Regions from separate parts of the Homo sapiens genome. Here all the other regions are linked to region 3. The links are chromatin loops, found by intact Hi-C in ENCODE. Cell type or tissue: heart left ventricle. All regions are shown on one strand. Links, peaks and the distances in the headings refer to the core of each region. The heading gives the core; the rest is flanking DNA.

The links. A loop is a pair of places that touch in the nucleus more often than their neighbours do. Peaks named below come from ENCODE experiments on the same cell type or tissue, not always from the same donor. Only the 100,000 strongest peaks of a DNase experiment are listed, where the experiment ranks them.
Region 1: it touches region 3 in a loop (4-fold over the local background); 41 of 110 quality-filtered maps call a loop at or near these places.
Region 2: a loop joins it to region 3, with 2.8 times the contacts of the local background. A loop is called at or near these places in 20 of 110 quality-filtered maps.
Region 4: it touches region 3 in a loop (2.4-fold over the local background); 22 of 110 quality-filtered maps call a loop at or near these places.

What each region holds. Positions count from the first base shown.
Region 1 is chr4:84,579,044-84,587,075 of GRCh38, forward strand. CDS1 (CDP-diacylglycerol synthase 1) reads left to right here and starts at 4,084. Exons shown (of 13, transcript NM_001263.4): 1 at 4,084-4,475. The coding sequence starts at 4,359. It overlaps LOC102723338 (a long non-coding RNA gene), which reads right to left and starts at 3,178. Exons shown (of 8, transcript XR_007058460.1): 1 at 2,506-3,178. RefSeq lists silencers at 3,691-3,900, 3,941-4,040 and an enhancer at 3,877-4,830. In heart left ventricle, for the core only: no CTCF peak of the experiment used is centred there; DNase peaks (open chromatin) are centred at 3,758, 4,368 and 4,538; H3K4me3 peaks cover 2,406 bases; H3K27ac peaks cover 550 bases; H3K27me3 peaks cover 2,101 bases.
Region 2 is chr4:84,853,562-84,861,593 of GRCh38, forward strand. WDFY3 (WD repeat and FYVE domain containing 3) reads right to left here. Exons shown (of 68, transcript NM_014991.6): 4 at 6,851-7,061. The coding sequence starts at 7,030. Among named protein-coding and RNA genes, the nearest start is that of WDFY3-AS1, 61 kb to the left of the region's middle. RefSeq lists an enhancer at 2,806-3,436. In heart left ventricle, for the core only: no CTCF peak of the experiment used is centred there; no DNase peak of the experiment used is centred there.
Region 3 is chr4:84,963,161-84,971,192 of GRCh38, forward strand. WDFY3 (WD repeat and FYVE domain containing 3) reads right to left here and starts at 3,530. Exons shown (of 68, transcript NM_014991.6): 1 at 3,049-3,530. It overlaps WDFY3-AS2 (WDFY3 antisense RNA 2), which reads left to right and starts at 2,456. Exons shown (of 4, transcript NR_152775.1): 1 at 2,456-2,698; 2 at 6,565-6,716. In heart left ventricle, for the core only: CTCF peaks have their summits at 2,872 and 3,605; DNase peaks (open chromatin) are centred at 2,931 and 3,611; H3K4me3 peaks cover 3,684 bases; H3K27ac peaks cover 2,513 bases.
Region 4 is chr4:84,841,532-84,849,563 of GRCh38, forward strand. The region is part of intron 5 of WDFY3 (WD repeat and FYVE domain containing 3); the gene reads right to left. Among named protein-coding and RNA genes, the nearest start is that of WDFY3-AS1, 49 kb to the left of the region's middle. In heart left ventricle, for the core only: no CTCF peak of the experiment used is centred there; no DNase peak of the experiment used is centred there.

The DNA.
Region 1 (8,032 bases), core at 1,409-6,408, 380 kb before region 3:
AGATTGTTGAGTAGAAGAAATGAAATAATGCATGCGAAAGTGCTTTGTAAAGTGTTATGTAAAGAATTATTACTTAAATTATGAAGGAACATGTCATTTAGGATATAGCTTCAGCTGTGTTTGATGAAAATGTTGCTGAAAGCAAATTAGGTCACAGCTAGATTCAAGCTATGATTCAAGCTAGGTTCAAGCTATGACTCAAACCCAGGGTTCTTGGTATAGAAACTCCATACTTCTAACTACACCATAGCACTCTCTCCTCTGATACTCTCTCACTACAATACTTGATAGTACACCATTATTTTCCCGTGCAATTCCATTAAAAATAAAAATGTAAATATAAGTTGTTTTTCAAGATTTTCCCATAAAATGTTTCTCTGGTGGCCTAAATCAGAAATTCCTACCTCTAACTTATAAACAAAGCTGACAGAGGGCAACAGAGAAAGATAGGTCAAGCGACAAAAGCTGTTACTTGGGTATCTAAGCAACTGGAAACGCTTGGCTGAGGAAGATTTCTTCCGCCCCTGGCAAGCTGGGGACATTCCAGCAGGGCACCTTTGAGCCTCTGATGTGAAAAGCAGCTCAGATTCACATTCCCACCCCAGAGGGGCATGTTTATCAGTCTGGGAACATTCTGAGGGTATTCAGGGAAGAGTGGTAACAAACTGCTTCATCTACTCTCACTACTTCAGGCAACGTCTCTGCATCTTATGCTCTTATTACTTCCAGCAAAAGAGAAGGTAAACAGTAATCTAAAATAAAAACCATATAAGCAATAACGTTAGCACTCTCTCTCATCTCTCTAGCAAATTCCTCATTAGGAGTTAGAAGGTGAAAAAAAATTTTTTTTAAAATTTTTTTTTTAATTTTTTTGAGATAGGGTCTCACTCTGTCACCCAGGCTAGAGTGCAGTAGAGTGAACAGGGGTCACAGAGGCCTCGAACTCCCAGGCCCAAGCAATCCACCCGCCTCAGCTTTCCAAGTAGCTGGGACTACAGGCACACGCCACCATGCCCAGCTAATTTTTAAATTTTTGTGTAGAGATGGGGTCTCCATATGTTGCCCAGGCTGGTCTTGAACTTCTGGGCTCAAGAGACATTCATGCATCAGCCTCCTAAAGTGCTGGAATTACAGATGTGAGCCACCACGCCCGGCTGGAAAATCTTAAAATCAATCCAAGAAGTGCTGGCTGGGTTGTACTACGTGATTAGGCCCATGCATATGCTTAGGGTTTCCATGAAGCCCTTCAGCAGGATAAATACAAGAAAAATTAACAGGTAAAGCCTTAGAAACCATTACACGCCAGATTTTGTGTTACCAAACACAAATACAATAAATTTAGAGAACATAAGTTCCCTGAATGAAAACGAAAGATAAAAATAAAAAAGAAAGAAAAAGGAAAAATTAGAAAAAAGACATAGAAAAAGTCTGAGAACACAGAGTTCCGTAAGCCAGTTGTGGTTGAGTATATTGTACAGTATCTTAAGTAAAATAAAGTCATTACTACAACCACTTTTAATAAGTATTAAAATCAACTTCTCTCTGATATAAAGTGAAAATGAAGAAAAGTGTCTATGTAAGTCTAAAATAGACTTTAAATGAAGAAACCATAAATACTATACATTCATGGGTTGCATAACAATGTTTCAGTCAACAATGGACCACATATACCACTGTAGCCTATAAGATTATAATACCATATTTTTATAGTACCTTTTCTATGTTTAGATACACAAATACTTACCATTGTGTTACAGTTGTCTAAGTAATAGGCTATACCATGTAGCCTGGGTGTGCAGTAGGCTATGCCATCTAGGTTTAGTATACCCTGTGATGTTGCCCAATGATGCATTTCTAAGAATGTATCCCCACTGTTAAACAACATATGACTGTATAAATTTCCCTTGTTGTGCTATACCTTTGCCATCCCATCATTTCTTCATTCACCTCTTCAGCAAACATTGTTACCTATAGAAGGGTGGTTTTTGGCACTGTGGAAAGAGCTAGACCTGTAAAGATGAATAAGCCAGTTTCTGCTGTCTGGACTCAGTCTATTCACTCAACTAGTGGTAATAGCTATAATGAAGAAGATTGAAAGAAATTGCTCTCTTAGCTAAAACACAAGAAGGAGCAGAGCTTAAGGAAGGTGAGGTAAGTAGAACCTCACATTCTATTTTGGCAGTCTTTGCATTGGTCCCACTTTTCCTGGGTTGGGGAATACTGTTTCTTCTATCACGCACTACTGTCCTCTGTTGTTCCCCTCTGTCACTCCTCTCACTCTCTTTTTTCCTCCTGCAGCAAAGGGAAAAAGTCAAAGAGGCCATGAGAGGACTAGGCAAAGGGGAAACAGGAAGTTGTTCAGGTACCTTGTGTAGTAGGTCTCCTTTTCTTGGACCATGGGGGAAAGCAAAGGCTGGATTCTGATCGTCTAAGAGCTAAAAGGGACCACAGAGGCCATCCTTACTATCCGTTTACAGCTGAGGACACTGAGGGTTAATAACTTACCAAGGCCATGCAATTAGTGGCATTGGCAGCACTAGAACTCAGGCTTCTTGACTTCCAGAGAGTTAGAATGGAGCACTTCTAATCCTTTATGCAGGGTAGGGTAGTAGCCAGAGATGGAAACCCTACTACTGGCTTCAGCCATTATTCTGATTATCTTCTTCACTATCAAGCACTCCTTCATTTCCGATCCTCCAAACAATTGGACAATTTATTAATGTAGTCACCCCATAGTTCTCTGTTCAGTAGGGACTTATTTTCAAATCTTCTCTGTCATTTCAGTTATCCACCCCATAAGGAACAAATTATGGTTTCTCGACATCCTTTTGAAAACGTGCAACCCAAACTAACCGCACAGCTTCAAAGATCTGTTTGGTGAGGTAAAATGATGTCTTTGTGTTCTGCTTTTCAATGCATCCTAATTTGACTTTTGGTTTTGCTCATTTGTTAGTAAATTTTCAACACTTTACTTACTTTTACCGTGTCAGTAAAGACCTTGAGGAATTTACATAGTTGATCTATTTCTATAAGGGTGCTCTCCTGAACCTTGTCCTGTGTGAAGGCCCGCCTTTTTTCTTTTTTCTCTTTGTTTCTCTCTTTTTTTCATTTGTTAGCTTGTCAGTAATGACCGGGTGGCGGATACATGTCAAGAAAACTAATCACCTTCTAACAGGATTAAGACTAGAATTAATGCAGATCTTGTGCCCTTCCTGTTCCCGCTTTGGCAGCCCAAGGTCCACCACTGCTCAGAGACTAGCTGGAGGGCAACGGCGTCCCATAGCATCTCACACTGTGTTGGGATCCTAGGTGGTGACCTTTGTGAGATTCAGTACTGAGTTTCTGGGAGACGGCGCTGCGGTTGTGATCGGAATTGTTGGCCGACGCACCTCTGGACGCCCAGTGAGGCAAAAGCATCTCCTGTTTTCAAGGTGATGACACTGGGCTGGAATGCCGCGGGGCCAACCAGTCCGTCCTGCCAGACAAGTTTCTGGTCCAGTGAGCCTCCGACCCGCCGCGCGTGTCAAGCTGACAAGGCCGGGGAGGCGTTTGAAGCAGCAGTGTTGAGCGCTGTTAACATTTAGCGGGCGTCTTTGAGTAGCTCCTCCAGCCCTCGCAGCGGCCCAGGGACTAGCCTGCAAGTTCTCAACGCTCACTTCCAGCCCGCGCTGGCCCCGCCTCCGCCTCCCAGCTCCTCAGCCTCCTCCCGCCCCACCGCTCCCACCTTTTCTCAGGCCCCCACCTGCCAGCACGCAGAGGCGGGGGCGGGGTCGCGGGCCGGGCTCCTGACGTCACCTCACGGGGAGGCGGGGCTGTGGGAACCGCAGTGCAGCGCAGAGGGGCGGGGCCTGCGGCGCGAGACCTGGTGCGGGAGGCCCGGGCAGGGAGAAGTGTGCGGGGCCGGGACAAGCCGGCTCCGAGTCCGGCTCCGGGGGGCGGGGCGGGAGGGGCCTGCGCGGCGGCGGGAGCCCAGAGCCGCGCTAAAGCGGGTCAAGCGTCCTCCTTTTCTCCCCGCCCCTTCTCCTCCTCCTACCTGGGCCTCTGCGTGGAGACGCGCACCTGGCAACCGGAGGCCGCGTCTCCGCCTTCTCTGCTCGCGCCTGGCGCCCGGAGCCTGCCCGGGACCTCCGCCGGAGCCGCGCTCGCTGCAGGCGGCCTCGAGCGCTCTCTCGTTGATGCCGTTTTGGAGGTGACCGGCGCGGCGGCCGCTCTATGGTGGGGCCGCGTTAGTGGCTGCGGCTCCGCGGGACTCCAGGGCGCGGCTGCGAGGTGGCGGGGCGCCCCGCCTGCAGAACCCTGCTTGCAGCTCAGGTTTCGGGGTGCTTGAGGAGGCCGCCACGGCAGCGCGGGAGCGGAAGATGTTGGAGCTGAGGCACCGGGGAAGCTGCCCCGGCCCCAGGGAAGCGGTGTCGCCGCCACACCGCGAGGGAGAGGCGGCCGGCGGCGACCACGAAACCGAGAGCACCAGCGACAAAGTAAGTGGAGCCGAGAGAGGCGGACGCCGCGCCCTGGCTGGGTCCTGGTTGGAAGCGGGACACTTGAGAGCAAGGGTGGGGCCCGTCCAGCGTCAGGTGAGGCTGCACGCTGCCGGTGCACCTTCCTCCCTGCCTGGCACTGCTTCCTCCTTCTCCAGAGGGGGTCGGGACCCGGGATCCCAGTGGCGGTGAGGTTCCCAGGATGACCGCGGCCGCTGCCCGGGAGAAATGGGCCACTCAACCCGGCTTACAGTTTAGCTTCATCCTCTTCCGGTCCCTTCTTCAGGATCTGGGGCCGACGCTGGAATCAGGAGGGAACCTGTCCTCCTAGGGGCTGCAGTGCAGTTAGTAGCTGCCACCTCACCTCTCTTTTCAGTAGAGGGAACAAAGTTAGTAAGGACTAGAGACGTGCCACCGTCGGCTGTATCATTTCATCGGATCCTGACGCGGGAGGCTTGGCTTCTCGCGCTGCCCCATATGCACTTACATTTTCTCCATCCTTTTTCAGTATGATAGATTTTGGAGGTTTTAGAGTATCATGCACGTGACATAATAGTAATCTTCCAGCTTCTTTTGAGTACACGACAGACAGTGCAATTCTTCTGTCTACCAGTAGATTTCATATAACCCGACGTTAATTCATGAAGACTTTTCACTTCCTTTTCTATAGATTACTCTTCTTTCACATTTAAGAATAAGTAGATGCGATATTACTATCTGTTTAAAGCTAGAAAAGGAATTCGGGCGTGTTTGGTAATATAGTGGTGCAAGTAAGAACTTGTGAAGAAATGCAGTTTTATGATCTTATGGACTGGATGGTTTGGGAAATTGGACCAGAGAATAGATTGTTGTATCAAACCGTCTGTTTAGAAAATTCCATTTTATTTGAGAAACCCAAAACACGTAAACTGTTTCTAGAAGCATACTTTGGAAGCAGGCATTGCAGTTTGAATTACAGAAGTGAGGTGGATTGCCCAAGGTCAAGTTCGTGGCTCTTGAAACTAGAATCTAAGTTTCCTGATTCCTTTTCTTCTGGTTTATGTGGTTGCTGAGACTGGCTGGCAGTTCTGATTTGGGGAGGATTCCACCTGAAAGTTGATGTTGATGAGTTTGATGTAACCCAAATTACAAAGCCCTAATAGGAACATATCACATGATATCACGAAATAAACGTAAACGTGATTCTTAGTACTAAAACTTTAGAATCAATGGAATCAATGTAGTGACACTTTTCCCCTTACCCTTGATAGTAAGTAGAATAAAATGAGTCTGTAATAAAACATAAGTGTCAAGGAATTACCCAAAATATAACAATTTCCAGCTACTGAAGGTTGAAGTTACAAAACTAGGAACAGTGGGCTGAGAATAGTCTTTGTGAAAACTGCCTTGGAAACTAGACCCAAAATAGAATTAATTAGGTTGGGATTTGTTTTGTTTTGTTTTTAGCACTGGTATAGTTTAGCATCAAGGAAATACCAGCTTCTCTATGCTGACTTCCTTAACTCGACAAAGCTAACAAGCTTTTGTTAAGAGAAAAGATGTTCAGGAAGCCATGCATAAAATACCTTCGGAATTAAGTTTTTTCTTTTTTTAACACCATAATGTATTTAAAATGGAAACTACTTCTGTAGTGTGATTTGACTCATTAGAACTGTTGTCTCTAGCTATCTGTGACTAGGTTACCTCGCTGCATATTTATTTATTTATCAATGCAGTACTGTTGGTTTTTATTGACACATGTCCAGCTGGATTTTGTTTTCTGAAAGTAGACTTTGCTATATGTAACCTGTTTTGTCAAGATTTCTTAGACAAGGATGAACATATTCAAACCATATCTAAAATACTGCTCTACTTTTAGAGTTTATCATGAGGAACTTTTGACTTGGCAAGCTGATAGATATTGAACTCTATCCCTGTCTGTCCTTTCTTATCAGGGTGTGTATTTGAATACACCTGTATTTCCAGGTCAAGGGCTATTTTAAAATCAGTTTGCACACTGGAGGCTGGTTAATATTTGGTCAATTCAAACTCATTAAGGGCCTTCCCTGTTCAGTTGCAGTAAAGGCAAAACTCTTGGGGAATTAGTGAAAGAAGTGAAGGAGGTACATTATATTCTGCTATTATAATACACTCCCATGCATTGCCATTTTGTAGTCTTTTAATAATGGTGTTATTAACATGACACTCCCTTTGTTCCGGACTGGTGACTTATGCTGAGAGAAGGCTCTGTACTCCAGATAATTAGCAAGTGAAAAAAATACTTCTTACCTGCAGAGGAATGTTCCCAAGTGTTAAATGTTGGAGTGGTACTTGAAAAATGACAAGGGACATCTTCAAGGAACCCTGCAGGAGACATATATGAGTTAGATTTATTGGAAGTCTGTACAAGGCTCATTGTTAGCATAGAGGGCATGCTTGGCGTCTACCTGGAGACTGTAGGAAAAGCTCTAAACAGTGGATGAGGATTGAGCTGGGAATGAAAAGATTCCTGGGACTCACCAGGTTTACAAGGGTTTGGGTAGGGTGTTCTAGGCAAAGGACGTGTTGGGTTTTTTCTTGAATCAGCATTCTAGGCACAGGGTTGCAGATACAGAGGAAGAGATAATGAAGGTCCTGAGAGCAAAAGGAGGAGGCATTGCTTAGAGCAGTGGTCCCCAAATTTTTTGGCACCAGGGATCAGTTTTGTGGAAGACACTTTTTTCCACGGATGGGTTGGGGGGATGGTTTCAGGATGATTCAGGTACATTACATTTATTGTGCACTTTATTTCTATTATTATTACATTGTAATATATAATGAAATAATTATACAACTCACCATAATATAAAATCCATGGGAGCCCTGAGCTTGTTATCCTGCAACTATACAGTCCCACCTGGGGGTGATGGGAGACAGTGACAGATCATCAGGCCTTAGATTCTCATAAGGAACATGCAGCCTAGATCCCTCGCATGTGCAGTTCACAACAGGGTTCAAGCTCCTGTGAGGATCTAATGCTGCTGTTGATCTGACAGGAGGCAGCGCTCGGTGGTAATGCGAGTGATGGGGTGTGGCTGTAAATACAGAGGAAGCTTCACTCGCAGACCACTCACCTGCTCTGCAGCCGGGTTCCCAACAGGCCCAGTTCCTAACAGGCCGGTACTGGTCTGTGGCCTGGGGGTTGGGGACCCCTGGCTTAGAGGACATCATCAGTAGTACTTAGGAATAAGGGCTGAGATAGAACGTGGAGTTTAGCAAAAGATCTAAGTAGAAGCAAGTTTAGGTTGAGGAAATTGAGAGGTGAAATGTTGGTAGTTATTGTTATAAAGTGGCAGTGAAAGGAATACAGGATGGCAACTAGAGAGACAGGAGGATTAATGAAGATTTTTCTTTTCAGAGGAGGGGAGATATATATTTGTATGAAAGTCAAATGAGTAAAGATGTTGAAGACAATGGGTAGGCCCTAGGAAAAAGAAAGCAAACATGGGGTAGAGACTATGGATTATTGGGATATCCAAGGAAAGAAAAGAGGGATGCATGTCTTTTCCTTAAGAAAAGAAAGACGGAATGAAGAGTGG
Region 2 (8,032 bases), core at 1,489-6,488, 110 kb before region 3:
AGGTATTTTATTGCTAATAGTTATTAGGACAACTAAACAGAACCAATAGCTCATTTCTTGAACAGTTGTTAAGGATATAATTATTCAACCAGTCTTCATGCTGGGTAAATAATATGCTGTTGAAAATGCCAGTAACTTTTTACACAAATCCTGATGTTTACTGCTTTATTTCCTCTAAGAAATGTTCTGACAAGATAAATAAAACTGGCTTGAATTTACCAACCCAAAATCAGTACTACAGAAAAAGACTATGTCATATTTGCTAATCTGAAATGAACAAGCATTGCTTCTTAAATAAGGTTTATTCACTCACAAATATTTATCGACTTCCTAGTATATGTGCCAGGCAATGTTCGAAGGGTCCTGAATACAAAGGTAAATAAAACAAATATGATTCCTGTGCTCATGAAACACAGGACATTTTAGCACAGAAGACCAGTGGTAAATAAGTTGATTTTAAAATTAAAATTATTTAAAGATAGTATTATGAAGAAAGTAAAATAGGGTAGCTGAAAGAGAATGCCTGGGGTGGGAAGAAGGTTGTCAGGAAAGGTCTTTCTGAAGAAGCGACACTGGTGCCAAAGGATGACACTGACTAATGAGGAAAAGTTACAATCCAAAGAGACAAGGAAAGAGGGTTGCAGGCAGTGAGATCAGAGCTGTGCAAAGACCTCAAAGTGAGATTGATTCTGGGGTGTACAGGAATGAAAATGAGGCTGATAAAGCTGGGGCATTTTGTATAAGAGGAAAAATGGTACAAGATAAGGTTGGAGGGATAGAGGAACTAAAGCATGAATCTGACATTGTAGGTAATACTGAATGGATAAGGTAGCAAAGAAAATAGTGTAGTTTTGGTGATTGACTTCAACAACTGAATCTAAAAATATTATGTATGTGTTCACTACTTTCAACAAGTAGTGGTATTTCTTGAAACTATACAATGCTTCCATCATTTACATAAATGTTTGCCAAAGAGGATGCAGCATGAAGCTGGGTGTCAGAAGGTGTAGATTCTACTTCTCACTCTCAGGGAGTACTGACTACTTGTCAAATTTTTCCAGTTCTAGGCCAGGTATGGTGGCTCATGCCTTTAATCCCAGCACTTTGGGAGGTTGAGGTGGGTAGATCACCTGAGGTCAGGCGTTGAGACCAGCCTGGCCAACATGGTGAAACCCCATGTCTACTAAAAATATAACAATTAGCTGAGTGTGGTGGCACATGCCTATAGTCCCAGCCACTTGGGAGGCTGAGGCATAAGAATAGCTTGAACCTGGGAGGTGGAGGTTGCAGTGAGCCAAGATGGTACCATGGCACTCCAGCCTGAGCAACAACAGAGCCAGACTTGGTCTCAAACAAACAACGACAAAAAATTTCTGGTTCTGCAGAGGAAGAAAGTTGGGCAAGAGAACTGGCAACACATTCAACTCAAAAGGGCTGATTCTAGAATACATATGTGAAATTCATAACAGATTAAAAAAAAGGTAATGAAGAACAAAAATGACTTCTTGCAAATTCACTGGAAATAACAATTACCATATAATACCCATTTAAAATCTGCGTAGCACTATTCAAGAACTTGGTGTCATTTAAGTCTCATAAAATCCTACAGAATAGGTTCTACTAGTAGCCTCATTTTACAGTTAAGAAAATTAAGAGTTAGACAACTTAACTTAAAACAGGAGGCAATACAGACAGAATTTAAAACTACATCTATCTGATTCCAAGCCAGGCTCTTCATCACTCAGTACTATATTTTTCTCAAACTGTGCATGAACCCTATCACTAAACTGTGCATAGTGTTCATCTTTAGAGAAAAATAGCATGGTTTGACTTATTTTTAAAATAATCATTTTTAATATCCACCTAAATAGATTTCAGAAGATTTCCTGGCACCTCTTCAACCAAATATTTTTGGCACTCAGGGAAAGCAAATTAATGGTGTTATCTAATGGCATTCATAAAGGCTCAATATAAACTTGTTACTGAATAGTGCTATTCAATAAAAATATATTAAATATGACTAATAAAAGAGAGGTTGGAATGTTTACAAAGTTTTTAAAAATGGAGGCTTTTGTTTCCTAAATATGTGTTATATCTAAAATTAAGTCAGACTATGGACCATCATTAGTCCTAAAATAATTTGCTATAAATAACAATGTTAAAAAATTAACAATGAAGATGTAATTGCATTATTTCGTATGGTAAATCAGTTAAGATTTCTTATCAATTAATATAAATGATTAGGGAAATATTTATCTTATGCTCTTTTTGTTTCTATGAAGGACCATCAGATGAGAGTCTGAGAAGAACAGAATGCCTAACTCAGTCCCGTCCTCTCCTTCCGGGCTTTGCCTGCCTCATGAGAATATGCATTCTCATCTGCTCTGGCTGTGGCTTGCCACTGTCCAGTTCTGCCAGTGACTGGGTAAGTAAACATGACTATTTCAGGGCTGAATTCAGCAAGTCCTTTGTTGCACAGACCCAAGCCACATTCTCCAGTATCAACTGTATTGGTATTATGTAATAAGTAATAAAGCTGCCACAAAATAATTCACCTGTCTGCCTTCTGATCTCTCTCTTATTTGGTTCTAAGTTTGGGTGACCTCTCTCTTAAGTCAACAAATTAAAAAGTAATGATAATTTGTAAGGGATTAAAAAAGGACACTGTATTACATTTACATGCTTCTCAAATATAAATTGGAAATAAGTTAAAAAATAAGGGGAGTTTCTTACAAAAGATCTAATTGGTAAACATTACATTTTAAAATACACAGCAAAATATAACAAATACTACAGTAATTAACAGTGGCAGTTATGAATTTTTAGACAACTAAAATGCTACTCATTTTGAGTAAGTTTAAACCAAATGTTTTCTTTGTCAGCTTTTGTTCTTGGGACTAAATGTTAATTATTTTTAAGAATGCTGAATAAATATTATTCAGCTATTTTCAGACTTCACCATAATCTTTCAGTTTGAGCAAATCAGTAAGAGGGAAGATAACAGCAGCCTCCTTGTAGGACTGTAATGAAGACAACAGGAGGCATTTCAAGAACCCAGCATGAGACCTGGCCCAGAAAAAAGACTTAATACATGTCATTTCCCAACCCATGTCTCTCAAAGGCAAAAATCATGCACTGAAATAACACTATTAAGCACACTTTAAAAACTAGTCTGTAGCTAGATGTCCATGTCTAACAGCTTGTTCACCATTTAGCTCTAATCAAGCAAAGTCTCAAAAATCAACACTGCAATTCCTTTTTAGCAATCATGGTAAGAACTGGTTGGCTCTAGCAACATACTGAGCTATTCACTCACCATAGGTATTTGTCACTAGTGGACAATGTTCAAGCACAAACGGCCAAATGTTAAATAGATATGGCTATATATTTCTAAATTTAATGGAAATGGTATCTAAGAACAATTTTAGTTTATTAATTATATCCAATTAATAAGAATTATTTTTAAAATAATACATTTTTCAAATTAGTCACAATGGTACAGATATAACTTTCTATCTTTTCATTAGTTAAGAGTTTACTGAACCTTTGTGATATCAAATCACTCATTATATTAGAGTTTTAAGGCATTGCATACACATATGTTTCTAATCAACCAATTAAAAACTTTTGAGAGAATTTGTTAATAGTTAATGAGACTTACAATAACATAGGACATAAGATAACTAAGTCAAACATTTTAAGTAGATAGAGAATAATTACTAAAGCATCTCATATCTACTTATTAAAAAAACAAATAGTCATGAGATTCTTCTAGTCTAGTAGACTGTGGAAGCCTAACTGATAAAATACATGGGATACATATATATGTAGGCTATTACTTAATAATTCATGTTAATAGCCAAGAACAATTCCCCTAACTGCTCTAAACATTCTCATTACCTTGTAAACATTCCTAAGTCTGACAGAAGGAAATTACCTCAAACTCCTCAGTAGCCAACAGCACATCATGACGTTAAAGTAAAACAAAAATAAGATTTAAAAACAAAACAAACTTCCAGATAACAAAAATTATTAACTTCCTGGTAATAAAAATTAGTAACTTCCCTGAATAGGGCTTAAAACAATGGCTTGTCATAGTTCTCTCTCCCATTTTTAAAAGAGCTATTTTAAACCTTTCCCCACCTCTTCTCACGTTCCTACTCTACCATCTCCTCCCTCTATCATTCTCAGCAGATAATCTATCCTATTATTTCATAAGTAAGGAAATGTACATTCTATAAATGCGTTAATGTTTCTATCCTCTTCTGTTGTATCCAACACAAGCTCATGGGTGATATGTGAACTAACCTTCCTGGCACTCTTGCCCTTCTGCCTTACCAGCCTATACAAACCTCAATCTCAATAAATCAGGTATTGCTTTCTCTACTTTTTCACACAGGCCAGTACTGATAAGGTTTAGTATAAATTTATCATCTCCAACCTTCACTGAGCCATCAATACTAATCAATTCTTTTATTGCCCCCTTTCAACTCTTTCTTTCTCATTCATTCCCTTTCACTAGTATTTCCAACAACAAAAATAATAAATTCACGTAACAAAAACAATAATAGATACAATAATAACAATAATAGGTACACATTTCTTGGGACAAACACTTATTAAGTGCTGTAAGTATATTATCTGAATTTAACCCTCACGACAACCCAATAAGGTTGACATTATTATTATTTTACAGCCCAGAAATTGAAGGTGACTGTTCCTCCCCAGTGCAGTAGACAACTAGAAGTCTAGTTCCTTACGAGGAAGAAGAGAGATACCACCACAAATCAAAGACAAGAACACTGATATGTGAACACTGGAGATTCAGTGATAGTCTATCTACTGAACATGAGACATACTAAAAAAATAAATAAATAATAGTAAAACAACAAAGAATTCAAGGAAATTAAAACTGTGATATTAATAGCACAACATTACTCTAAAAGAACTACTGCTTGATTGACAGAGGTCCAGAAAAGGGGGAACATATAAGATATAGAGGAGAATATTCTCAAAGAAATATTTCAGAATATTTACCGAGACTGAACAATACAAGTTTTCAGATTAAGAAGGCTTAAGCTGAAGCCACAATAAAATTTCAAAATAATGAGAAGAGGAAGAGCCTAGAAAATTTCACACAAAAAGATAGATGAACAGAGAAAATAATATAGACAACAAGTGAGACTACAGGGGACAGAGCCAGTCAGAGATTGGGGCACGGGGTGAGGGGGTGGGTGTGGAGAAAGGCATCGTCAGGGGCATGGAGATAGATCTGGAAAAAGGGGAGAAGAAAAAGAGACAGGGGAGAGTCAGAGACAGGGAAAGAAATAGGGACAGAGAGGAGACAAAGAGAGAAATGGGAGGACAGAAAGACAGTGATGGAGAAGAGAAAGAGAGATGAAAGGCATAGAGAGAGACAGACAGATAGGAAGAAAGAAATGGAAACAGGGGAAGGCAGGCAGACACAGGATAAAAAAGACAGACAGGGCAAGGCAGAGAAGATGTGGGAGGGACAGAGAAAGGAGGAGGAAAAAGAGCGAGAGAAGGGAAACCAAGAAACAAAGACATGCAGAGAAAGAAATTGAGACAGGAAGTCTGAGGAGAACAAGTTCTATAATAATGGAAAAATAAAGGTAGTATAGTATAAGGTTCATCTTTGAATAAATTTAAATTTATATCACTGTCAGTAGAGAGCAAACACTGAATACTGCTTACACAAGTAGCCTAACTATAGGGAAAGGATGAGGAGGGCAGCATGTATGAATGAGTGTATGTATGTATGTATGTATGTACATTATGGTTTGGAGGGAGAGGAAGTAAAGAAGCTAATTCTTATATTCCTCAGTAGGAAGTCAATTAAAACTACACAACAGCAGTAAAAGTATGTTATTTAAAAGTCTTTCATGGCGGCAGCAATTAGTGGTGAAGAGCAGGAGGGAACCTATAAGCCTGTGAAACTATCTGACTTTTTAAAATGATGTATTTGTGAACTTCTGATAAACATAAAAAAGTTATTATTATTATTATTTTTGAGACAGAGTTTCACTCTTGTCGCCCAGGCTGGAGTGCAATGGCGTGATCTCAGTTCACTGCAACCTTCGCCTCTCGGGTTCAAGCGATTCTCCTGCCTCAGCCTCCCGAATAGCTGGGATTACAGGCACGTGCCACCACGCCTGGCTGATTTTTTATTTTTAGTAGAGATGGGGTCTCACCATGTTGGCCAGGCTTGTCTCAAACTCCTGACCTCAGGTGATCCACCTGCCTTGGCTTCCTAAAGTGCTGGGATTACAGGCGTGAGCCACCACGCCTGGCCTAAAAAAATTGTTATTTTAAAAATACCCAACAAGATTGCTACATGTAATTTACAAAACATATGAAAACATTAACTCTATTTGAATTATCTATAGCCTATAACTATCCTCTTACAGCATCTCTTAAACAACAGCAAATTGTAATGACTTTTTAAAGTATACAAAGGGCTTGGGCAGTTGCACCATTTGGTGTAATAAAATCATCACTTTAACAGATAACAGAAATAACACAATTGATAATTTACAATCTATTCCTCTTCCAAATCTCAACCATAACAGGGCCATTTTAGACAATGGCTCACAGCTTGCACTTTATCTGTTAAAAATCAAAAAGTCTCACTAAATGTAGTTTATTCTGACCAGGTTTCACATCAAGTCACACTGCTTTATAGCAAATTGAAAACATGAAACGAGAACACCAAACTTCTTAAAACTAACTCAGCCTATCATTTTTTTCTACCTATGGCTTACCAGTAACCTTCAGATTCTTGTAGTGCCCCCCAGTCCCGGAAGGTGTGTGTCTGGCAACCTGGACTTACCCTGTTAAACACTGGCAGCATCATATACAGTTTCTCTTCTTGTTCCTTCTGAGTCATGTGCCGGGGAGGATGGCACAACTCCGTGAAGAGCCGGCGGAGGTGCATCAGTCCTAAGGCGTTGTCTTGTGGGCTGCACTCCTCCTGCCTCGGCCGCCCCATGATCCTCTTCACCATGTTCATCTTGGCTGGTTGGTGAGACGCACTTCTAATTCTGTAGGAAAATGTCAATACATGAACAGTCAAAACATCATCATCTTGACTAGGTCAAGCATGCATGTAAGAGCTTATAAGAAATTTGCAAAATAGAAAATTCTGTCTAAAATATATCTTTCTACTTCTTTAAACAGAAAAGACAGAGAAGCAAAATTTGATAAATCCCCCTGAAGGGCAAATTATGAATCTCAGCATTGGAAGTTCTTACTCACTTTGCCACAATTTGTATAAAATGTAAAACATTAATCAGACAAGTAATAAATGTTTCCAATTAGTTTAGTCATATCAAGTTCAAAAATAAAGGCGCCGGGAATAGTGGTGCACACCTGCAATCCCAGCACTTTTGGAGGCCGAGGCCGGTGAATGGCTCGAGCTCAGGAGCTCGAGACCAGCCTGGGCAATATGACAAAACCCTGTCTCTACTAAAAATACAAAAATTAGTCAGGTATGGTAGTGTGCGCGTATAGTCCCAAGTACTCAGGAGGCTGAGGTGGGAAGATAACTTGAGCCTGAGAGGTTAAGGCTGCAGTGAGCCAAGATCACGCCACTGCATTTCAGCTTGGGTGACAGAGACTCTGTCTTTAAATAAATAAATAAAATAAAAACATAAAGAGAAAGAGATCACAAAACTATTAATGGATTTCTTAATGGTTAATGTAAAAATAATGAAAAAACAAACTTTACCCAAATCTCAAAACATCTAAGACAGTCAAAAACCCCAAAACCTCACAAAATTTTCTATTTTTAGTTATTTAATTTATAATTACTTAATTTTTTTGCTAGAAAATTCAAGTATACTTTGAGTACATGAAGAATAGTGTATCTTATAGATTAAAATATGCAAATTGAATATAATACTATCCTACTTTATCCTATAAATCATAAAAGGACAGTGAAAATGATCATGTGACTGAAAACTACTTTCTAAAACTATAGTTTGGTAAGTCATGTTAAATCATTTAGTGGATA
Region 3 (8,032 bases), core at 1,293-6,292:
CGCCTGTAATACCAGCATTTTGGGAGACAGAGGCAGGCAGACCACTTGAGCTCAGGAGTTCAAGACTAGCTTGGCCAACAGGGTAAAACCCCGTCTCCACTAAAAATACAAAAATTAGCCAGGCGTGGTGGCGAGGGTCTATAGTCCCAGCTACTTGGGTGGCTGAGGCACGAGAATCTCTCGAAACCCGGGAGGCAGAAGTTGCAGTGAGCCCAGATGATGCCACTGCACTCCAGCCTGGGCAACACAGCAAGACTCCATCTCAAAAGAAAAAAAAAAAAAGGTCAAGAAAAAAAAAAGAAGAGGGGAAATTCGTAATCACAGGAAATACTAAAATCAGAGGTGGATGATCCTGCCAAAGATGCTGTAGAAATGACCCTAGTTCGGGTGTGATTTCAGACTAGCATCATTAACAGAGGTTAGTATCATTAAGATCTCTTCATACTGGGGGTCCAGGGCTCTAAAATCTTATGATATTGTATGCTATGATAATCTCAGATATACTTTGCAATTCTAACTAAAACATCAATTACTTATTTTAACATCAATCAAATGGTATTACCGATCAAAGTCTAGTATACCCTGTTTATGAATGCTGGCTCTAACTTCAGACAGTCTGGGTTCACATGTTGGCCCACCAGTGTTTGTATGACTTTAAAACAACTTGTTCTATTTCCCCATCTGTAAAATGGGATTAATATTTTCCTTCGATTTAAATGAGAATGTGTTAGAAACAACGTCTATGTGCTGAACTCTTAATCACAAACATTTCTTGGGCATAATCAGAAATGAAGGACATAAATCATCAAATGTAATTTAAAAATTTTAGCTTTCCAAATATGGAATATGTATTCTTTAATTTTATATCTAGAAGTTCATAATCTTTTACAGACCCATATCCTTTTGAGAATGTGATCACCCAACAGAGTCTTTATCTAGGAAAAAAGCAAATATATGCTATATTCTGCATATGATTTCTGGGAAGCCAAGGACCCTCAGAAGTATATGCATGAAATTAAGAAAGAAGCAGGGCATGGTGGCTCACATCTGTAATCCCAGCACTTAGAGAGGCTAAGGCAGGAGGATCACTTGAGGCCAGGAGTTCAAGATCAGCCTGAGCAACACAGGGAGACCCTCATCTCTACAAAAAATAGAAAAATTAGACAGGCATGGTGGCATGCACATGTAGTCCTAACTTCTTGGGAGGCTGTGGGAGAAGGATCACTCGGGCCCAGAAGTTCAAGGCTGCAGTGAACCGTGATCGTGCCACTACACCCCAGCCTGGGCAACAGGGCAAGACCCTGTCTCTAAAAAAAGAAATAAATAAATAAATTAAGAACAACTGATGTAAACTTTTAAAATTGCAAAGTTGAGCAGTGGAATTTAAGAATCTCTTCAAAGCAGAGAATCCAACTAATATTGAAATATACTGTCATTTACTTTTTCAAAAACAGATTATGCAAGAGTAGAACATTGTATTTTCTAACTTATCCCTCCTTTTTGGAGGTGATACAAATTTTTTGAAACATTTTTTTTTTTCTTTACAAAAATTGTTTTCTCTTTGTTGCCCAGGCTGGTCTCTAACTCCTGGCCTCAAGTGATCCCCCAGCCTTGGCCTCCCAAAGTGCTGGAATGACAGGCATGACCCACTGTGACCCACCAAAAGCATACATATATTTCAGATGAATCCATTTTAACTCATGGAAAGAAACTAGCAGTAGAAACCTCTTTCTAGCAGCTTGAGATAGAATGGTTCAAAGTATTAACATACTTTACTATTGCTCAAATATCATAGGAAGAGTTCTCAATTCTAATGCAATATATATTTTTAAACATAAAAACATACCAACCTAATTCCTATACTTAAGAGTCTCATGATAAAGTTTTATTTTTTTTAAAGTCGGATTTTTTTACTAGACTTATGCACTAATACAACATGTTTTTCTATAAATTAGCACATTTTTAGTTCTGTTTTATGTTATGTTTGTTACGTCGCCTGATAGTCGAAACCAGTTGTTCTCAACCTGCTACCAAATACCAACCTGGAAATATGCCACTATTTAAAAAGCCCGAAGAATAGGGTTTTGTTTTTCCTTTTTAATTGTTTGGTGTTCAAACTACATAGTAAACCAGTTGGCAACCATTACTGAACAAAAATAGTTTTTCGTATGCATGAGCACCATTTTCCAACAGAAAACACTTAACCATTTTTAAGGTACTGGAAGTCCATGCAAGGGTTCACATATGCAGTAAATATCCTTTCAATCTGGTTGTATCACATTGTTTCTGTGAAAGGAAGACCTGATATTGCAGATCTCACAATTAAATGGTAAAAATCAATGAAAAACTGCACCTGAGGCTCAAACACTAGCCAGATGGCCTTTGGTTGGAAAGGTCTCATCTGCTTCTTAAATCCCGCCGTAACTGTGAATGTTTGCGATGCCACCACATCCCCAGTACAAGAGAACTGGAGCATCTCTGGCTCCTTCCATAATCGAAGGGCTTCCAGCGTAGGGCGTAGGGGGAGAGGCCCGAAGCCCTGGAGACAGCGCCCGAGGGATGGAGGCCGCGCTCGGCTGCGCTCAGGTCCGGGTGGCTCCGGGAGCTGAGACCCCGCAGGATGCAGCGGGGGGGGGCCAGGGCCTGATCCCCTACCCCTGCGAGCCAGGGCCGCCTACGCCCCCACTGCTTCCCACAGGTAACGTCCAGCCCTCTCCTCCCCTATCCCCCGAAATATCCCGGTTCCGCTCCGCTCCGCTCGCCGCCCGTGACCCCGACCCCGACCCGTCCGCGACGGCGCCCTCCCCAGGAGGCAGCGGAGGACTAGGGCCAGGCCGCCCACCCTGGCGGCGGCGGCGGCTCCCGGCCAAGGCGGACCCTGGGGAGGACAGCAGCTGGGCCGCGGCCTGTCCCTAGGGGGAGCGGGCGCAGGGCCGCGAGTGGGCAGCGCCTCCGCCCCGCACGAACAAAGCGGCCAGGCGCGCCGGGCCGAGGCAGCACCGCCTCTCCGGGAGCGCGGGGGGCGGGGAGGATGGCGGGGGTACTCACCTGAGGGCCGGCGGAGGGCGCGGGCGGGACAGGCCCAGGAGACGGGACCGCGGCGGGCCGGGGCTCCGCGCCGAGGGCGCACGGGCTACGGGGAAGGGGCGACCGGCGCGACGTCCGCGGCGGGGCCCGGGAGCCCCGCGCCGCGGGCCGGGGGCCGGGGCCCGAGCTCGATTCTGCGGCCGCGAGGTATGGGAACCGGTCCGCCGGGCCAGGCAGCGGTGCTAGGCAGCAGGGGCAGCGACGCCGCCGCCTTTCCCTTCTCCTGCCCCCGTCCCTGCTCCGCCGCGTCCTCGTCCTCGCTGGGTCCCCGCCGCCGCCGCCTCAGCCTCGGCGCTCCTCGGGTTTCTTCTCTCCATCAAGGCCGGGCCGACCCGCAGGGACCATCCCGGAAAGTGAGGGGTTGTTGCCGTTTCCCGCAGCTGTTGGTGGCCATCTTTAATCCTCCTCCTCCTCCTGCTTTCTCCACCTCCCGCTGGCTGTCTGACTGACTGACTGGATCCTCCTCTTTCCCCTCCTGCTCCTCCTACTGAGCCGGCCGCAGAAATTGCAGCCGCTCAGCTTCTACCCCCTCCTGCCTTTCCTTCCTCTTTCCTTACTTCCTTCCCTTCCCTCGGCTTCCCGCTCTTGCCTCACTCTCAGCGGCTGCCTTCGCCCCTGTCTGCAGACAGCGCCGCTGGATGCTCCCAGCTGGACTTCAACCCCACTCCTCTCAGTCCCTCTCCCCACTGCCTTCCAGACGCGCCTCTTCCCCGCCCCGCGCCCCTCTCTCCTCTCCCACCCCTGCCCCTCTCCGCGGCGCTCACCCTCCTCAGTCCCAGTTTCTGAAAGGACTCAGCTGAGAAAGGACAACTGGGTTCCGCTTTCCTTAACCCTACACCCTTTAGCTGGATGCTGTCAGAGGCGATGGAGAAACGCAAAGGTGCGTTAATTTTACTCTAGCCAGAGTATAAAAGAACTGCCCACGCCAGCTATTGTACTACGCAGCTTCGAAACTCCTGCACGCTCTCCTGTGTGGCTCCCGTCCGTGATGGGACTGTAGTTGAGGAGCTCGGTCTCAAATGGTGCCTTCCGTCAGTGACCTTGAGTCGGTTGCCTAAGATTTTAGATTTTCCTTTTCCTTCCTGGGAGGGGCATTATTTATACCTTTGCAGTCCCACAAACAGTGTTTAGACCAAATAAGTATCCTTTAGTAAACCTAGAACTGCCAAGTGATCATCATTTTGCCCGTTTGTTCCTACTCAACCCAGCAGACAATTTGGGTCACGCTTCAGTTCTGGCAGTAAAGACAAACTGAGTCAGCAGTTAGGAGTGGACTCCCTTAAACAACAGAGTTAGAGTGGGGAAGTGGTCATAACATCGCTGTAATCACAAACTTGTTTTTCCTAACACTGCAATCTACAGAAGTTTCAGGATTTCCTCTAATAAACATAAGGCAAGTTGGATTTGCTGTTTTCTTCTTTTTGACGATTTTGCCTTTAGAGTTGGACCCATTTGTAATGATTTACTCGTCAATTACTCCAAGATAACAAAGTTGGAGGTAACATTGCTAACAAACACAGGTGATATATATGAGCACTTTGTGGGGGGGGGGTGTCACAGTTTTTCTTCTGTGGGGCACTGGCTATTAAAAAAAAAAAACACCTTGCCCTTTCAAAATAAGACTAGTGTGTTCAAAGGTTAGTCCCTTAAACAGACCAAATGTGGGCAGAAATGTTTTTAAATGTAGTTTTAGATTCTACTTCAAAATGAGTAATGTTTTGAAAGTTCAAATATAAGATTTTGTAATTATAACAATTTAAGAGTTTCAAATCTCTTTGAAAAGAATATGCCAAAACAAACCTAAAAATATATTTTAGTAAAAATACCGGTATCCTTTGGTGGGGGGCGGAGCAGAATTCTAATATTTAATCCTCACGAAGTAACCTTAATTAACTGTTAGGTTCAAGATTTCAGTTGCCATCTTTCAATGCCAATAATTTTTCCATTTGAAATCAACAACCTATACTAACATCTACAACTCTTTTAAACCCAAATAAAGTATTTGAGACAGCATTGTACAATACGTTTTGAAATAAATTATTAAAAACAAAGCACCTATGTGGGGGTGTGTGTGTGCATATGCATGTACATGTACTTTTTTTGTTCTTTCCCTTTGGCCTTTTGGTGTTTATTCTTTATTTAGATTTTGTGTTCTTCCAGTCTATTTCTAGGCAAAATACCACAAAATTCTTGACTCTTAAATATTCACTTATAAAACTGTATGTATAATAATTGGAGAAAAAAGAACGTTAGATAACATGAATATACACTGCGAAAATAGGCTGACTTCTTTTAAACATTAAGACCACCATGCATTTTTAAAGGAAGATTTTCAGTTAGAGGTTTCAGGACTCTTGTCATTGTGATTTTATTTACACTGAGGGAGGAAGAGTTACATTTTAAAATACTATAATTATATTTTTCTGTTAAAACATATATTGCAATAAAGTTCACAAATCTATCAGTATGCAAAAGCAGCCGTTTTCATATTAATGTCTTACAAACTCACAAAGGTTTTTCAGTGATAGACATAAAAATAAATGTACCAAGTTTTTTTTTTCTTTTTTACTGAAGCCACATAAACGTAAGTACTGTAATAATGGAAAAATCAGACCCTTCACATTTACTTTTTTACAGCTCTGTCATCATTACAGCCTTTAGTCTTTGTTGCTGGCTAACTGTAGTTTCACTGTCATCTTAGGAATCAAGTACGAAAAAAAAATGATCAAATCAGGTTTTCCTGCAACATGATTATTGTTTCATATGTATTCACTCTCAGATAAAGTCAAGGTCCTCTATAAAACAAAGAATTGTGTTAAAGTGGGATAAACCCTTTGTGCAGAGGCCAGATGGAAAGAGATCTAGGCATGTGCAGCAAACTCCTCTGGGAATAGAGGAGCAAGCATGAAGGGCTATTTCTAAACAGTTCTGCACTGGGAGGCTGATCTCCAACTTACAATTCATGAATAAGGTGACTGTGGAGAATGATAACCAAGAGGCTATCTGTGACAATAAGCAAACAACCCATATTTGCTTTTAACATGATTGAAAATTCTATGAACATGAATGAGTGAAACATAATTTTAAAGGAAGGAAAATGGAGATAAAAGGTTCATGAAAAATATCTAAAAGTAAGAGGAAGAAAAAATAATAGAAAACAGCAATTTTGGAAAATTGTTAAATAATACATATTAACAGTTTGCTATTTAAACAATTATTTTCTTTATGTTAACTTTTTGTTAACATGTTTGCTTTTAAGACTATACAGGAAATAATTTAAACTTGGTCAGGTAGCATTATCCCAGAGATGAGCATATGTAATTTATAGAATTTTGAGATATTTATTCCAGAACATAGAGTGCTAAATGATGCTGGGACACAAAAATCAAAAAGAATGGAAGTGTTAATTGACATATTTAAAAATTACTGAGCCACTATATTACATATTATATTAAATATACATTTCCATTTTTCCAGGCTACTAGACGCAACAATAGAATTACCATATTGTTTTTCCTGGTTTGAAAGGACCAGATGGAAAGAAACTGGGCAAGCCAATGAAAGTCTCTGGGGATCATGGGAATTGAGTGTCTATGAAAACCATATTCCAGACAAGAATATAGTCTAAGGTAAATGTTCTCATAATCTCCATTCTTTAGAAAAGACAATATTTCTGTTCTGCATCTTCCTCTTTAGGTGGACTGTCAAAAATATCAATTGAATAATGACAAGCCATATTTATCTGCACTGATTGAAATTTAGTATCATTCTTCACTCCTCAATTTATAGAACTACTTATAATTAACTGATGAGCTGTCCCTGAGACAGTGCCATTTATAGTCATTACTGCACTCTAATTGGGGAGAAATGCTTTTAGAAAGTTCTAATTAGAGATTTTTTCTGTTGTTTTTCTTATAAATACATTCAAAAGAGGTATTGGAGAGTTTGTTTTGTTTTGGGAAGAGGCATGTGTGTAGCTCGATGTATTGTTTCTCTTTATACTTAAGTAAGTAATATGTAATAAAGCTTCTTTAAACTTTAAAGAGTAACAGGCTCACAGGAGGAAACAGAATAGTATCACGTTTTGCCCTTGTTCATCATAATTATCAGCATTATAATAGAGATGGGGGATTGAAGACTTTTGTTATTAATAAATTCTATTTCTACTTAAAGTTAAAGGTCCTCTTCATTTTCAGTTCCTTTATGTTTCTCTATGGAGAGTTCAGACTTTTAAAACCAGTATATTTACAATGTTTTTACAAGATAAATACACTTCACCCTTGAACAACACAGGTTTGAAATATGCAAATCCACTTCTATGTAGATTTTCTGCCACCTTGGCCACCCCCCTGAGACATCAAGAACAACTCTTTCTCTTCCTCCCCTTCTCAGCTTATTCAACCTGAAGATGATGAGGATGAAAACCTTTATGATGATCCTTCTCCACTTAATGAATAATAAATATATTTTCTCTTCTTCATGATTTTCTTAATAGCATTTTCTTTTCTCTGCCTTTATTGTAAAGATAAGTAATACATATACAAAATATATGTGAATCAGCTTTATGTTATCAGTAAGGCTTCTGGTCAACAGTAGACTATTAGTAGTTAAGTTTTTGGGGATTCAAATATTACACACAGATTTTCAACTGCACAGCAGCCAGGGAGGGCAACAGCACTCCTAACCCTGGCGTTGTTCAAGGGTCGACTGTATAGTAGTATACACATTGAGCATATTTCACTCATTAAAAATTCTGGTGAAAAATTATTCAAATGGCTCACTATAGATCATCTAGTGCAAACTTTGTAGCAATTTGAATGAAATCCAGGTCTCCTGACTCAGTCTCAAGTCCCATAACTTCAGAGTTGACAGGGCTCATCTTAGAGGAGAGAAACTCAACCAAAGAAACTTTTAACTGTGCCATCTTCAGTTAAATATAATTTAA
Region 4 (8,032 bases), core at 1,292-6,291, 120 kb before region 3:
GCTAAAACTACCTGGAAAACAAGTACATGTTTGTCCAGGAAGTAGGAGTGATTAAGGGTGCAGAGAAAATAAGAGCACAGCAATAAAACAAGAGTGGCTAGAGGAATGAGCCTGACACATACAGATCAAGACAAAGAACTGTGATAACACTTTCTTAACATTATAGAAGAGCACTGTTTAGAAGTGCAGTCTAATACCAACAGTAGTGATTTAAAAAATAGAGATGCCTAATTACGAAGGAGGGTAAGCTACTGGCTGTATTTGATTTTCTGGGCAAGAGGGAGCAAATGCAGTTTCTTGAGCAAAGGAGATGATGAAAGGATTATACTAAGACTATTAATCTAGTAGTAATGTGTATGACAGACTGGAAGGCTAAGGAGAATGGTGAGAGGGAAATAAGAGGTTTCCTAAGTAATACACAGAGGAATAACTTGAGTAGCTCAGAGTAGGAAGAGAGAAACGTGAAATACATAAGACAGCCAATCACAGAACTGCAGACTTGGAAGAATCTTCAAAAGTAAATTTAGTTGATTATATTTCTTATTAGAGAGAAGAGTAAATGGAGAAGTCTCTAAATCTGTATCTAATTTCATCAGCATGGCTTGCCAATTTTTACAGTAACATATGATAGGAGTTAAAATTGTCAGAAAAGAAGTCCAATTTGGCAGGGCATGGTGGCTCACACCTGTAATCCCAGCACTTTGGGAGGCCAAGGCGGGCAGATCACCTGAGGTCAGGAGTTCGAGACCAGCCTGGCCAACATGGAGAAACCCCATCTCTACTAAAAATACAAAAATCAGGCAGGTGTGGTGTCATGAGCCTGTAATCCCAGCTACTTGGGAGGCTGAGGCAGGAGAATCACTTGTACCCAGGAGGTGGAGGTTGCTGTGAGCCAAGATCACGCCACTGCACTCCAGCCTGGGCAACAGAGTGAGACTCTGTCTCAAAAAAAAAAAAAGAAGTAAGTCTAATTTGTTCACTAGGAACTAACTGGGTAAAAACTAACATATACTTGGTGGCTCACGCCACCAAGGTCAGGAGATCGAGGCCATCTTGGCCACTAACACAGTGAAACCCCATCTCTACTAAAAATACAAAAAATTAGCCGAGTGTGGTGGTGGGCACCTGTAGTCCCAGCTACTTGGGAGACTGAGGCAGGAGAATTACTTGAACCCAGAGGCGGAGGGTGCAGTGAGCGGAGATCACACCACTGCACTCCAGCCTAGGCAACAGAGCGAGACTCCGTCTCAAAAACAAAACAAAACAAAAAACTAATGTATACTTAACACACTTCATAAAGAAGTAGAAAGTAGAAAATAAGATTTAGGTTATCTTAGATGTATTTTTTCTTCAACTTAACATAAAATAAAAGTGTTTTATTAGATAACTGAATACAAGACTTACACATGATTCTGGGCTGGGCAAAGTTTCATCTTTGTAAACTTCCATTTGAGGGAACATTTTAGCACGAAAATTTTAAAAACAGATTCTTTTTATTGAGTCTTAACTATATATCAAGCATTGTGTTAAGTACTTGTGGGTTTAACTCATTTAACCTTTACAAGAACCCTGTGAGTTATTTTCTACTAATATATTCCTTACAATAGTATAAGTTGAGAAATGCAGAAGATAAGTAATTTGCCTACAATCACATAGCTAGTCAGTGAAAGAGATCTGGATAGGGCTGAGGTTGAATGATACAGGGAGATTCCAAACTCCATCGACAAAACAAACTATCTTTACATAACAAATATATTTTACTATTTTGTAAAGAATAGCATAACTGTATCACTGTAAAAAAATAACTTTTATTTTCACCTACCAATTTCAATATGTGTCATTAAGAATATTTCAAAGGCATCTCCCACTTTTTATTTTATTATTTTTGAGACAAGGTCTCACTCTATTGTCCAGGCTGGAGTGCACGATCACGGCTTACTGCAGCCTCAATCTCCTCAACTCAAGCAATCCCTCCGCCTCAGTCCCCCATGTAGCTGGGACTAACAGTATGCACCACCATGCCTGGCTAATAAAAACAAAATTTTTTTGTAGAGACAGAGTATCGCTGTGTTGCCCAGGCTGGTCTCAAACTCCTGAATTCAAGTGATCCTCCTGTCTTGGTTTCCCAAACTACTGGGATTACTTGTACCTGGGTGTGAGCTACTGTGCCCAGCCTCACGTTTTATTTTAAATGAGGTAAGCAGCTCATTTTAAAAGTATATAGCATTTAGTGCTATCTTAAAAAATTATGTATACTAGCAAGGAATTTTAAATAAAACCTCCATAAATCAAATGGTTTCTTAAAACTTTGGGTAAAAAATGCCCACTACTAGTCAGAAACATACTGGGTCTTTTAATTTCAATAATATTTAACAAATTCAAATATAAACGATTTAACTTAAGTTTTTAAGAGTTAATGAAAGAATATATTAATATTAACCTATCTTTAGAGTTGTCAATCATTTGATTCAAGCTTTATCTTTCACACTGCATTTCAATACATATAGTTAGAATGAAAAACCCAGAAATGAAGTTAATAAAGCCCAGGATTTCATTAAATAAGTAAAGAATGCGGACAATCTTAAATGCAATTTCTCAGCCTACACTGAGAGTAAACAAACGAATTCAATTAGCATTCAGAACAACCAGAATGCAAAACATGTTAATAAGTGAAATACAAGTTTTCCTTTGCAAAGTCCATTTAAAGCGTATTCCATTTTCAAATTTATGCTTCACAATGATGGTGAGTCACATTAATGGTATTATTATACTTATTTAATTAATGAAGACACGAAGCCCTAAACACCCTTGCCCCCTCCAAAAAAAAATTCCACAAGTTAGTCAGAAAAACAATATTAGAACTCACAGCTTCCATGCTTCTTTTCATTTGACAATATATAACCACATCTTGGGAATGAAATTACCTGAAGGTGTTGTGGCTTTGAAATCCTTGGGGGACAGCAGGGCACACTGTTTTTCTGTTTAAAAAAAAAGGCTGGGTTGTCTAAGTAGGGATTCACTAAATTCCACTAATCCCACCACAAGAGTACTGGGGTCAACATCATCCAGTCTCTCCATTGCTGGATTGCTGCCCATATTGGGGATTGCACTACTAGGTTTAACAGTGGCACCTAGCATGTAGAAAAACATTAATAATAAACTAAAGATACTACTTTATGCAGGTAGGAATTTTCTGCTTTGCTGATATAAATTGACCATGTGCCCTTAAACTTAAGCAGAATTAGAACTGGCTGAGCTAACTAGAAGAGATGGGGGAAAATCTTAAGATACACCCTCTATACAATCTGGCCACAACATTATGTTTTTGTCAAATTAACTGAGTCACTACTTACTTCCAGCAAAAGCCACATGGAGGCAAAGGACCAAGAAAGAATTAAGGGAGACAAGGAGACTGTGACTTGACCTAAACGTATAACAAATCATCCATGTATCCATTTTGCAACTTGATATTCCCTAAAAGGTTTCCATTTTCACAAACTTCAGATAGATGTAAACAACAGAACTGCACATAAGCTTGTTTCCTACTGAGATATCTACAGCCCATATCTCAAGTAATCTGATAAAAAAAAGGCTGTGTCTGTGGGTGCTGATTAGGTAACACCCAAAATAACAAGTCTTCCATAGCAAATTCAGAGGGGTACTGGAAGAATAATCTTGTTCTGGTGAACAACGAACACAGCCAACCTTCAAAGGAATAATAAAAGGTTCACTTCACCTGTTTTTTTGTAGAAAAAGTGTGTGAATGTAAATTAAGACAAAATTCTTTTCAATGATAACCTCCTATAAAATAAAAGGTTATATGAGCTATCTAAAGTAGTCCAACTTACAGAAGAAGAAAGCAGAATGGTGGTTGGTGGCCAGGGGCTGAGGAGAGGGGGAAATGAGGAGTTGCTGTTCAATGGGTATAGTTTCAGTCATGTAAGACACAAAAAGCTCTAGAGATCTGCTGTACAGCATGGTATGTATAGTTAACAGTCTGTACTGCACACTTAAAAATTGGTTAAGAGGGTAGATCCCATATTAAGTGCTTTTTTTAAGCACAATAAAAATAAATAAAAAATAAAGATGAAATATTAAGAGTTGGATGATTTAGGATATACTTAGGCCCTGAAAAATCTAGAACTTTTTACTAGAAAAATCAATAGGTCACAAAGTCTCCATGAATGTATTTTTGATAACAACACTGACCAAAAGAATCTTCCAATGTTCTAAACTAAAAATGAAAGAAAAAAAACAAGGATTCCCATAGCCAGGGTAAGGCTAACTGAGGAGACACTCCAGAATTATGTTCTTCTCTCCTAAAAATCAGGAAGGGTGGCCCTTCTAACTCTACTCCAATTCTCAAAGCATTTAAAAAAAAAAAAGGCAGAGAAATCCTATGTCCAAAATCAGTAAAAATTTAGGTGCTATTAATACACGGGTGAACACAACAGACAATAAAATTAAATAAGTAAATAAAATACTTTCAGATGATAACAAAGCTATGAAGGTTAACATACAATGTGACTGAATAGATACTAAAGGGTGTGGGGACACAGGATAGAAGACCTATTTGAGATACGGTACTTAGGAAAGATCTTTCATGAGGAAGTAACACACAAAATAAATTGAATATCATAGGATTCAAAGGTTAATGAATTTCACAAGCTTAAAACTAAAAATTATGTGAAATTACACAATATGAAAAAAATGTATCTTAAAAAATCCCTAGTTAATAAGATGTCATCAATGAGGAAAAGTGGATGAAGGGCACATGATCCTAGCTACTATTTTTGAAATTTCCTAAGAGTCTACGATTATTTTAAACTTAAAAGTTAAAAAAAATACTTGTGTAATTCTTACTGTAATTAACAATGAGACATCTTCTACTTGATTTAAGACATCTTTCATTACATCTAAAAAATTGCCCTGTGGATGTAAAATCATAAAGGGAGTTAGGAAAACAAATCTCCACTGTAGCAAAATATCTTTCTACAAACATGCAGATTAGGTATTTAAAAATATAGTAACAGAGGCAAGTATAAATAAGTTTTAGGAATTTTTTCCTAATCTAGTATGTCATTCAAGAAAGAATGGGGATACCTAATTTCATCAGCGTGGGTATTTCCTCACAGTACTGTGAAAATGGATGAATACATCCATTAAAATGCTTGTAAACGTATTTTTAAAAGGTATAAACTTTTAAGAACAAGAACAGAATAAGTGAAAGCAATGAAATTTTGGATATTAAAATAGCAGAGAGATTCACGGTTACTGATTAGCAAACCCTAGAATCTTGAAGTAATTCAGGAAAAGTGGAAAAGCAACCAAACTACCAAAGAACCCCTGAGAGGCTCAGGAATTGGTGGCACAATGCACCTTTGGAAGCAGAAGTAAATAAGCAACTACACAGAGAAGGACTGGTGGAAAATATGTTCAAGAGCAGTTAGACCCAAGGTCCCTACTACTATGTGGGCCCTAGACCAGAGGTTTGTTTGTTCACTGAAAAGAGTAAGAGAGGGAGTACGCATTGAGGGGCACAAGGCACCATGTGGACATACAAAGGTAAAATAAAAGCTTATATACTAAAGCTTGAGGTCTCCAAACCTTTCCCCTACTTTGCTTCCAAAGTGCTGAGTCAGGCATATATCTTCCAAGCAGAGACTGGACAATTCTCTGAGCACCTGCTTAGTTTAGGAAAAAGATCACCAAAAAAACAGCCTAGCAAGATCATCTTATGTTGCAGCCCACAGCTGCAAGCTTCACACACAATTAAAAAGCTTTTTAATGCTCCATTCTTATGTAAGAGCAGATGATCAAGGGTGAGACATGTATGGACATTCTCTAACATAAGAGACAAAGACAAAAACAAATTGATAAAAAAACCTTTTTATTAAACCTGAAAGAAACAGATTATTTATGGAGACAAAAATCTGAAAGAAAAACAAGAAACCGCCGGGCGCAGTGGCTCATGCCTGTAATCCCACCACTTTGGGAGGCTGAGGCGGGCGGATCATGAGGTCAGGAGATAGAGACCATCCTGGCTAACACAGTGAAACCCCGTCTCTACTAAAAAAAAAAAAAAAAAAAAAATTAGCCGGGCATGGTGGCACGTGCCTGTAGTCCCAGCTACCCAGGAGGCTGAGGCAGGAGAATCGATTGAACCCAGGAGGCAGAGGTTGCAGTGAGCTGAGATCGCGCCACTGCACTCCAGCATGGGGGCCAGAGTAAGACTCCGTCCCAAAAAAAAAAAAAAACCAAAAAAAAAAACAAAAAAAAACAAAAAAAACCCCAGAAAGGTAAGAAGAAAATGCAGCCCCAAAATAATAGAAACCAGTTAAGAAAGAACACTTAGAAATGAAAAACATTTTTTAAAATGAGAAAAATATAATGTCACAAATGAAAAAAAAAACTCTATAGAAGAGATAGATGATAAAATTGAGGAGTTCTCTTAGCAAGTAGTCAAAACACAAAGATAGAAAATGAGAAGAAAGATAAGAAAATGAGAGGAACAGTCTAAGAGGTCATCTAACTAGAAGGAGAAAACAGAGGAGGATATCATTAAACAATTCATGAAACTTTGCCCAAATTAAAGGATATGAATAACCAGACTGAAAGAGTTCAATGAGTACCCAGCACATGTATAAAAATAGGTCTACCACAAGGCATGTTATTATGAAATTTTAGAAAAGCAGGGACAAAGAGAGGATCCTAAAAGCTTCTAGAAAAAAAAAAATAGGTCACAGAGGAAAAAAAAATCAAGAATCTACGTAGCTTTCGATTTCTCAATAACAATGTAAGAGCCTAAATTATAAAAGAAAATTTTTTAAATTCTGAGACAAAATGATTTCCCACACAGAACCTGATACTTACTTAAAGGATGACTGATAATAATGCAAGCAGCAAGATTTTCCAAAATGACCCTGAGTGCTCATCCTGGGCTGCATGGAAGGACAGAGCTAAGACACCCACCACTGACCATCTCAACCCATGGTCAACTTTCCCAGGCAATTAGTAGCTTCTAATCTCTGCTAAGAGGACCTCCTGGATTACACAGCTAGCATTCTCAAACAACTCCTATAAATATCTAACAAGTATTCAATGGCCTAAGTCATAGGCAGTTTAAATGTCTCTTTACTAACAAGATTACTCTTGAGCTTGTCCTTTAGGAATGGAGAACAATGGGGGATGGAGAGGAGGAGACAGAAGTATCTCTCCATTTAAACGTAAACCACAGCTGTGTATTCAGCACATCTCCCCAGCACATGTATCTGTGAGATCATGAGAGTCGTAGATATGTGTCTTCTTGTCTCTTATTGACCCTTGGTTTTGTATTAAATACATTTCCTTTTCTATAATAATCATGCTGTATGATGTAGTGGAATTTGTTCTAAGTCCTGGCAGCTGAAAGGTTGTCAGGCTAAAGGTATCACTTTACTTACTGAAAAGAAAAGAACCCATTTTTCACAGCAATAGTCAAAAAATGTTTAACTCAGGGTATGTCTAAAACAACAAGCAGAACAAAACCCTAATAACTCCCCTGTATCCTTTTTTATAAAGCTGCTGGAAAATATGCTTTACCAAAATTAGGAATTAAGGGATTCAGGAAACAGAATCCACCCCCAAAAAATGAAAAGGCATCCCAGGACAATGTGAATAGTGATGTTAAAATGGCAGCTGTGCACTGGCCTAGAGAGCAACTACTACAGATGACACAGAGACCCCTAAGTAGCTTATGGTCTACTGGGAAGATCAAGACACATGCACAATGACCACCCAGGAGGTTGAGAAGAAAAACAGTAGTTCAGAACAGAAAAAAATTTTCTTTGCCTAAAGAAATCAAAAAGCATTTCATCAAGGAAGCATGACTTAATCATGCTGACATTTAGACATATTGAAATGAGGAAAGATTCTCCTTCCTCAGTGAAGCATTCTAAGTAAATGATTAAAATAAGAGTATACACATGTTTGAAGACTACAGACAGCTGGATTTGGTTGAAATACAGAAAAGAAAACAAGCAATAGAGCAGGG